Regions from separate parts of the Homo sapiens genome. Here region 1 is linked to region 2. Evidence: chromatin loops called from intact Hi-C (ENCODE). Cell type or tissue: CD14-positive monocyte. All regions are shown on one strand. Links, peaks and the distances in the headings refer to the core of each region. The heading gives the core; the rest is flanking DNA. Region 1 has its middle 43 kb from the start of TLE3. Region 2 holds the start of LINC02205 (long intergenic non-protein coding RNA 2205).

The links. A loop is a pair of places that touch in the nucleus more often than their neighbours do. Peaks named below come from ENCODE experiments on the same cell type or tissue, not always from the same donor. Only the 100,000 strongest peaks of a DNase experiment are listed, where the experiment ranks them.
Region 1: it touches region 2 in a loop (4-fold over the local background); 2 of 110 quality-filtered maps call a loop at or near these places.

Annotation. Positions count from the first base shown.
Region 1 is chr15:70,138,372-70,142,758 of GRCh38, forward strand. No RefSeq gene overlaps it. Among named protein-coding and RNA genes, the nearest start is that of TLE3, 43 kb to the left of the region's middle. RefSeq lists enhancers at 1,421-1,926, 2,431-2,934, 2,702-2,801. In CD14-positive monocyte, for the core only: no CTCF peak of the experiment used is centred there; DNase peaks (open chromatin) are centred at 2,450, 2,920, 3,340 and 3,990; H3K4me3 peaks cover 1,782 bases; H3K27ac peaks cover 2,570 bases.
Region 2 is chr15:70,505,317-70,509,703 of GRCh38, forward strand. It overlaps LINC02205 (long intergenic non-protein coding RNA 2205), which reads right to left and starts at 612. Exons shown (of 2, transcript NR_146562.1): 1 at 593-612. RefSeq lists an enhancer at 501-550. In CD14-positive monocyte, for the core only: no CTCF peak of the experiment used is centred there; DNase peaks (open chromatin) are centred at 415, 2,715, 3,515 and 4,175; H3K27ac peaks cover 2,897 bases.

The DNA.
Region 1 (4,387 bases), core at 272-4,271, 370 kb before region 2:
TTGGCCCCTTCCCAGCAACTATGATGGGACCCTCAACATCTGCTTCTGGGTTGGATGGGTCACAGTTTCTTCTAGGGTGGTGGTTCTCAGCCCACCTTAGCTGCGTGTTCAAATCTTTTGAAGAACTTTAAAAAAAAAGTCCGGATGCCCCTGCCAACCTTAGGTCATTTCGTTTAGAATCTCCAGAAGGCAGAACCAGGTATAGGTATTTATGAAAGCTTCCCAGATGATTCCAATATGTAGACATATCTGAGAACTGCTGCTCTAGGGTGCATTGAGTTTCCCCCAGTAATAAAAAGTAACATCGTCTCAGCAACCATCGTGCAAGTGACTGCTCCTGAGTCAGATCCTCGGCTGGTGGCCCACCTGCCTCATCTTCAATTCCTGCCACTATCTGGTGGTTTTAACCCTGCTTTTCAGATGGGAAAGCTGAGCTTCAGAGTGGCAGGAACTTGCCCACTTCACTTAGCTAGACAGCAGCAGAGTCACGGTGTCCAGCCCGTTTCATCCCAATGTCCTCCTAGGTAGGACAGCCCTAGCTGGCTCTCTGTTTGGAGCATTCTTCTCCAACTTGCTTTGGTTTTCCTGTTCCCTTCTTCACAGTTGGCTTCCAGCAGCACCTTCCCCTTGTTGCCTACATACCTTTCTCTAACCCTGCCATGCCATTCTGGCATCTGCCCAGCCTGTTCTAGCATCAATTTCTTCATCTGTGAAATGGGGATGGCACCACCCACTGCGCAAGGCTTAAACAGGGCATGTAAAACACCTAGCCCAAGTGATCACCCTGGAGGTGGTGGCTTGTCCTCCCAGATCAAATCCTCCTCCAAACCCATGAGGAACTCTCTAAGTCAACCCCACCTCCGCCTGCTGCTCCTCTACCTCTGATTTGAATCTGCCTGGCACTGGGAATCTGGGTCACTCATCTTGCTGGGACTATGTGCAAACTAAGAGTAAATAGGCTCCAAGTAAAGGCCTGAAAGATGGCCCTTTCTGTGAGAAATGCATGTGAGCCTAGTGCATCATCTTTGGCAATTTGTCTTCACTGCATAGGACCCACGAGATGGCTGTGTAAATAAATCAGCTCACTTCTCAGCCTTTTGTATGCTCCTTGAGGGATCCTGAGGCACCGGGCACGCTGACGGAGCTTCATCATTATTTGCTGGCTGTCTATTTTGGAGATCGCCCCTGGTTGGTCACCCCATGATGTATAAGGAGGATGCAGTCCCCTCTAAAGTCAGCTCCTGCTGCTGCTCTGTCCTTACCTCCCCCATCTCTTCCCTCTCTGGCCAAATGCGGCTTCTCAGGAGCCTCTGAACTGGTCCCGAACATCCTCACCTTGATGCTTTTGTGTCAGCTTCCCCCATGCTCCCTCCTCTGTAAGCCCTGCCCTGCTTCCTTTCAGCAAACACTTCTTAAGAGCTTTTGTAGACAAGGAAGGTCAGTGGACCAAGCTCTGAGAGGGAAAGACAAGCCTTACCAGGACCCTTTCCTCAAAGAGCTTCTACCACAGTCCTGGCCTTTGGGTAAGGAGTCCAGTCTGTTCCATTATAGCATCGATTTCTTCATCTGTGAAATGGGGATGGGACCACCCACCTCATGAGGCTTAAAGTAAAGAGGGTGTGTAAAATACCTGGCCCAAATGATCACCCAGGACGTGGAGGCTCATCCTCCTAGAGACCAGACCAAACCCTCCTAGAAACCCACGGAGATCTCTATCAAGTCAACCCTGCCTCCCCTTCTGACTTCCTCTACCTCTGCTGTTGGGCTAAGACAGCTCCTATGAGATCAGTGAGGCTCAAATAAATGTCATTCCTCCCTGCCCAGCTCTTGGCAGGACGAGAAGTTTACATACTCCCTGGGTGGAGAGGTGGGGGTGGGTGCCAGAGCAGAGGAGGGGCTGGAAGAAGCACTGAGTTCCAGTATTTCTGTAGCTAGGTCTTCAGGAGATGACTCTTCACACCAGCCTTTGGTCCCAGCTCTCTGTGCCCTGGGCTCACCTGGACATACCTCTGCATGCCTTCGTCTGCTCTTCCCAGCCAGAGGTGGACTCTGTGAGAGGGAGCTCCCTCTTCCACCTCCAGTGGCTCCTGTAGGCCCAGCCCAAGAGCAGAGGGCCACTGTGTTCCCCCACTAGAGTCTGATTCTTTCGCCCACATTACCTCCAGCCTCTCTGAATACAGGCCTTGAGAGACCTGAGCATGTATGGGCTTCCGAATGCAAACAAGGAGTGAAGTATTTCAAAACCTGGTATTTCACCAGAAACGGCCCTTCAGAGGGGCCCAAAATACACAGCTCGGTGTTTGCACTTCAAAGAGTGGGAGGCCCAGTCAAGGCTCCAGGCAGCCAGGTCTTCCCTGTGTCAACAAGGGGAAGGAAAGCAGCTTGGCCCTGTCTGGGGCATCCTGAGAAAGGGGTTTTCCGACTGCAGCTGGAGAAGAAGGCAGGGCAGGGAAGGGCTGCCAATCCCCGGGGTGCTTCCTGCAGACGGCGTGGAGACCCAGGGGCTTTCTTGTGAGCTCACAGAGGAACCTTTTGGGGAATTCCCCAATGATAATGACAATAGTTCCCGGTTACTGCCTGTGATATGCTAAGCTCTTTCCATGGTTTTTCCCATTCATCCTGATGAGGCCGGCAGTACCAATCTTCCCATTTTGTAGATTTGAAAACTGAGGCTCAGAGAGGTTTGGATGACATGTAGGTTAATGGCAGAACTGGATTTCAGTGCAGGCCAGCCTGCTGCCAAGGCCTGTGCTCCTGATCAGCATGTAAAGCTCATCCCCTCTCCCTCTAAGGTCACTGAGCCCCATCAGGGTCTAGGCGCTGAAGATACTGAGAGAAACAAAGTACAACCCCTGTCTTCACTGAGCTGCCAGTTAAAAGGAGAACAGCCTCGGAGACCAGTGGCCACCATGTGAAAGTGAAAGTGCTTTGTCAGAGGCTTTCTGCACAGTCGTGGGAGTGGGAAAAGGAAGCACTTGCCTCTTCAGGGGCCCTATGGAAGAGGGGGCCAGCAAGCTAAATCTGGAGAGAAGAGATAGCATTTGCCAGGTGGGCAGAAGGGACAGCACCTGTGGCCAGCCAGACCCTGCAAGCTGTGTTTGTTGTGGTCACTGAGTGGGCCTGAGTGCCGCAAAGTGAACCACTCACTCTGAGGTCTAGGTGGGGCTGTGGAACTTGGAGGATTTTAAGGAGCAGGGAGAATGAGCTAGGCACTCTCAAAGGCTCAGGTAGATGTGGAGGGGGCATGGAGCAGACACAGATTAGCCTGTCCTGACCTCTCTTAGCACATCAGACCCCAAGAGGACCCCGGTGACAATTTCTCAAGACCTCATGACAGCAGTGTGGGTAATGATGACACAGTGGTGGTGTCTCAAATGCACCCAAAACTTATCAGTGTCACTGTTTTTGACAGATCCATCCTTAGCCCAGGCCCAAGATGCAGGCATTTTCACTCCCATGGGACCCACGAGAAGAGTGGAGTGGTTCCACATCAGGAGAATGGGACGCTTTGCGGTGTGAGCCGGGGGAGGCCCTTTTGCTTCCCTCTATGGAGCTCAATTTTTTCAGCAGAAAATGAAGTGGACAGGATGATCCCTGAATTCTGGCTTGAACAAAAGCTCCCGCGTGGCGCTGAAGGTGGAGGTGGTTCGGCTCAAGGAATCTACCCTGTGAGCATGAGGAGTTGAGACAAGCCTGGGCTAGGAGAAGGACACCAGCCCATGACCCAGGCTAAGCTCTGTCATGGGCAGGATGTATAACCACCACAAGTCATTTCACTGCTATAAAATAGAGATAATAATCCCTCTCCTGTTCACTTATGGGCTTACTGTGAACATCAAATGAAATAACAAGCACAGAAGTGTTTAAATTGTAAGGTATGGTGTCAAGTTGAATCATCTTCTGGTTCTTGAACCACAGGGACCATTTAACCCAATTTCCTCATATTCCAGAAGAGGAAACAGAAGTTCAGAGTGGCTGTGACTCGTCCAGTGTTCTCTGTGGCAGAACTGAGACCAGCTCCTAGATGCGATCTCTTCTCTTTAACCACCGCTGTGGCTGCTATGATTCAGAGACCTGACAACATTTTGTCATAGAAAAAAATTCAACCACCTCCCCGCCGCCACCCCCCACCCTGCTGACCCTTGGCATGGAGTATCTCTCTGCCTTCAAAAGAAAAGAAGAAACAAATTCCAAACCCCAAACCCCACTAACTGCAGAGCAGCTGCTTCTCAGGGAAAGCGGCCACCCGGAATGTAACGCGGCAGAAACCGGTCTCACTGCCTGCCACCAAGCAAACGTGGCCTGTTCTGATGGCTCAGTGGCCAATGTCTTCCTGTCACCAAGCTCCTCCAAATCGCGGGGGAGATTGTTTTGACATTTGATTAGC
Region 2 (4,387 bases), core at 221-4,220:
GGTGGGAGTGAACACCACCCACCCCTAACAAGGTGTCAGCCCTTTACCTTCTAGCTCCTGCTGCTCCCAAACCCCAGAAAAACCCACTCTGATTTGGCCTTGAAAACCAGAACAGTGACCCTTGCTGGCAGCCAAATGTTTGCACCACAGGCTCTGACATCCAGGCGTCTTAGGGTTGTCTTAGACATCCAGACAGCAAGACAGGCAGTGGGCAGCAGACCAGAGGTGATTGAATGGCCAACTACACCCCATGTGAGAGCAAAGTCCATGAGGGATACCCCTCTCCCCAATTCTTCTGGGGCCTTCCCTCCCCATAACACTTCCATCTGCCCAGACAAGGGCTTCTGGTGCCAGGGGCAGCTCCCTTCTTATCCTTTATACTTGGCTGTTTGTGCAGACCACACAAAGATGAGTCATGCTGAAAGGCAGAACCTGCCCAGGGCTCCGTGAGTAATTTAGGCACTCACTCTACTTCTATTAAATCCCCTTCCCTTGAGGATATTAATGGGAAAGAAATCTGACTAAAGTAATTCACACTCAGGTGTAGCTGACTAATAGCACTATGCGGGTGGGGAGAGGTGGGGAGGATTACCTTTTAGGTGTCTTGCTAACCCCAGATAGAGGAAGAAATCTCAGGCAGTTGACCAACCCATGATATCAGCCCTGAAGGCAGCTTAAGAGAAAAGGCAGGGGGTTGCATTAGTTCCCCAACATCTCTGCCGGGAAAGGACCTCAAGATCCATTATGCATTTGTGAGGTTAATCACAGCATCATAGCTGCTCAGAGTCAGAAAGACCTCACAGGCCAGGCAGACCCCTGGGGTATGCAAATGTGTGCAAACTAACATCCAGATTGGCATTCATTATTCTGTGGTCACCAGCTGAGGGACTTCTGTGTGGAGCACAGCTACGCTGCTGGCAGGAGCCCTGATGTGGAGCAACAATATCCTACTGGAAATGCCCAGGGTGGCCTTGGAGAAACTCCAGAGGGGCACAGGGATTGGCCTGCTGGACCCAGCTCTGGAGGACCAGCCAGAGATGCACACACACTCACTCAAGATGAAGTGCAAGCCTGTGTGTTTTAGTAAAAGGCAAATCTGAAACCGCCTTTGCAAAAATCATAACTAAGGAAATTATGACAGTGAGAGAAACCTGACAGGGCTGACTCCATCTTGTCTCAAGCCTCACAAGTTGGCTCTCTTTGCTCATTCTTGGGCTTGGGCCAAGCTAACTCTGGGAGACATTTATAGTTTAAATAACAGCTCTTCCCAAAAGCTAACGTGTTCTTGTAAAACAAATAAAAGGCCACCAAGTTAGGATAAGAGGGGCTTGAATTCTAATTATTATCAGCTATTGTTCTGGAGGTCATAAGATTTACAACTTCTCCAATTACTCTTGAAGATAACATCACTGTTGTAGAACCTAACATTGGCCTTTTGAGATAACTTTTCAGTTTTTTGCATGTCTGGCAACCTGATGGCCCCAGCTGGACCTGCCAACCACTTCTGTGGCCCCCACCCAGGAACCGCCTCAGCATAAGAGGACAGCTTTGACTCCTTATGATTTCATCCCCAAGCCAACCAATCAGCACTCCTGACTCACTGTCCTCCTACCCACTAAATTATTCTTAAAAACACCGATCCCTGAATTCTCAGGGAGACTGATTTAAGTAATAATAAAACTCCAGTCTCCCGTACAGCCGGCTCTACATGAATTGAACTCTTTCTCTATTGCAACTCCCCTATCTTGATAAATTGGCTCTGTCTAGACAGCAGGCAAGATGAACCTGATGGGCAGTTACAAATCATGCAAAGATGATATGAAGCAAATTACAGGGGAATGACCACAAAACAATCACCATCTCTCCCTGCCTGGTAAGGGTCCTACAACCCTGACAGAGGCGGTATAGAGCGGCAAATCAGGGGGAAGGGATAGCCTCTCACCACACCCAAATGTCCTCCAGCACCATCCTCCTTGGTCTGTTGCCCAGCAGTGCTCTGGGCCAGATACCTGTGCTCGGCACTGAGGGGCACCCAGTGTGACTCAAGCAGAGTCTCTCCCCCAGAAGGGGTTACTGGAGCCACATGTCCAACCACCAGGTCAGGTGAGAACTGAAGCTCAGAACCTCCATGCCAGGATGGGTCTCCATCTGTCCATTATCCACTACTGTTGTGTAGACTGTGCAAAGATGAGTATCAGGCTGGGCGCCGTAGCTCATGCCTGCAATCCCAACACTTTGGGAGGCCAAGGTGGGTGAATCACTTGAGCCCAGGAGTTCAAGACCAGCCTGGGCAACAAGGAGAAACCCCACCTCTACAAAAAATACAGGCACACACAAAAAATTAGCAGGGTGTGGTGGCACGCACCTGTAGTCCCAGCAACTCAGGAGGCTGAGGTGGGAGGGTCTACTGAGCCTAGGAGGTTGAGGTTGCAGTGAGCTGTGATTGTGCCACTGCACTCCAGCCTAGGTGTCAAGATGAGACCCTGTCTCAAAAAAAAAAAAAAAAAAAAAAAGAAGAAAAGAAAAGAAAAGGAAAAGATGAGTAACAGCTCTCCAAGGCAGGGCTCACCCAGGGCCTCACAGATAACCACTCATGTTGAACAAACCTTGCCTCACCAGGCTCTTAAAAGTGAATTTCAACAGAGGGACAAGTGAATGGAATGAATAAATAAATATTTACCATGTAGTATGAGTCAGGCACAGCAAATAGGGTGTCTTGTTTACTCACAGTGGCCTTAGGAGGAAGGTATTAGCATCTCCAATGGACTATTGAGGAACTAAGACTCAAAAAGATTAAGTGCCTCACCACGTCACACAGCTAGAAATTGATATGACCTCCACATTCATGGAGAAGTGAGGGGAAGTGGAGGGAGCTAAGGTTAATGTGGGTGATGTCAGAGGTACTGGTGACTTGCAACTGCCCTCCCCCTCATCTGGCCCCTCCCACTTCCAGCATGCACTCTCTCACCCACCTCATGCCCCAGCACTCACACACAATTCATGCTGTAGAGCACAGTTGGGCAAGGCAAGTGGCAGCTTTGAGCTCCCTCTGGAAGGGGCAGGGGAGGGGGAAATCATGCCCTTAGAGGCCCCTCCCCAACCCCTCCCTCCCCACCCCCAATCTGCTGCAGCATCTGCCTCCCCAGTGTCAGCATCAAAGATTCATCAAAGCTGAAGCCCAGCAAAGTGTGTGCTTCACATCTCTAAATGTGCTTCTTCCCAATGAAAAATTCAGTGGAAAATGCAGGGAGTTAAAGAGGGGAGAAAAAAACAGATTTGAGAAGGAAACAGGGAAGGAAGAAGAGAAAAGAGAGCTGCCTCTGCACTGTGGTTCCACTGAATCCACCCACACTTACTGAGCATCTGCCTTATTTAGGGCACTGTACCAGGCACAGAGGTGCGACCGCCAAATACAGCCTCATAGGCTGCGCACTGCACAACTTTGGGGGAACCATTCCCAGAGATGCATTCTGGCTCCTGTCCAAATGGCGTGGGAGTCAGGAGGCCTGGGTGTCTGAGTCTGCTCCGCCACTCATTAGTCATCTAACATTCTTGAGTCTCAGATTTCTCACATCCAAGCCAGAGGTTCCAATACCCACCCCTCTCTTCTTCCAGTGCCCTGAGGAACATGTGCACAGGTTGTAAACTGTTGTGATAAAAAGAAAGTAGATAACTCATCCTACAGAGAAGCCCAAACAATGGGTTCAGGAAAAGAAGAGGAAGGGACCATTTCCAGTGGGGACAGTAGAGGGGGCTGCTTCCTGGAAGAGATCTTTGATCCCAGTTGTAAAGGATAAGGAGGAGTTCAGCAGACAAGCCACTGTGACAAATGAGCAGCTACTGCAGGTCCAGGCAGAGTGACAATGTGGGCAAACACCCAGATAGAGGAATGAACAACTTGGGCAGTGAAAGGGACTGTCTGGTTTGGCCCAGGAGGAGCTGGTGTAGGAAGTCCAACAGAAGGATGGACTTAGCTGATAATAAGATGAAAAAAGATTTTATCACTACAAGGAAGGCCTTGAGTGGCCTGCAGGTGTGGCAAGGAATCAGGAGATTGCTCGCCTCCACCTCTCATTGGTTTTGTCACTTTAGATGAGTCACAGCTTCCCTCAAACCTCAGTTTCCTCATCCATAAAATGAGGACATCAGACCAAGTGATCTGCAAGTTCCTCTTTTGGCTCATTTGGTCTGTACTTCTAGTTCTAAGAAGTTGTTCCGTTGGCCATGGGGGTATCCCAAGAAGCTCAGGTTGACAAGACTTACCCAGGGCTTCCTCATAGGGCACCCCCAACCCTACATCCTCATTTCAAATCAGTCTCTTGTTGCTGTGCTTTGGACAGAGGATCCTCCAAGTACATGTGAGTGAGCCTTCCTGGACGTGAGGCTT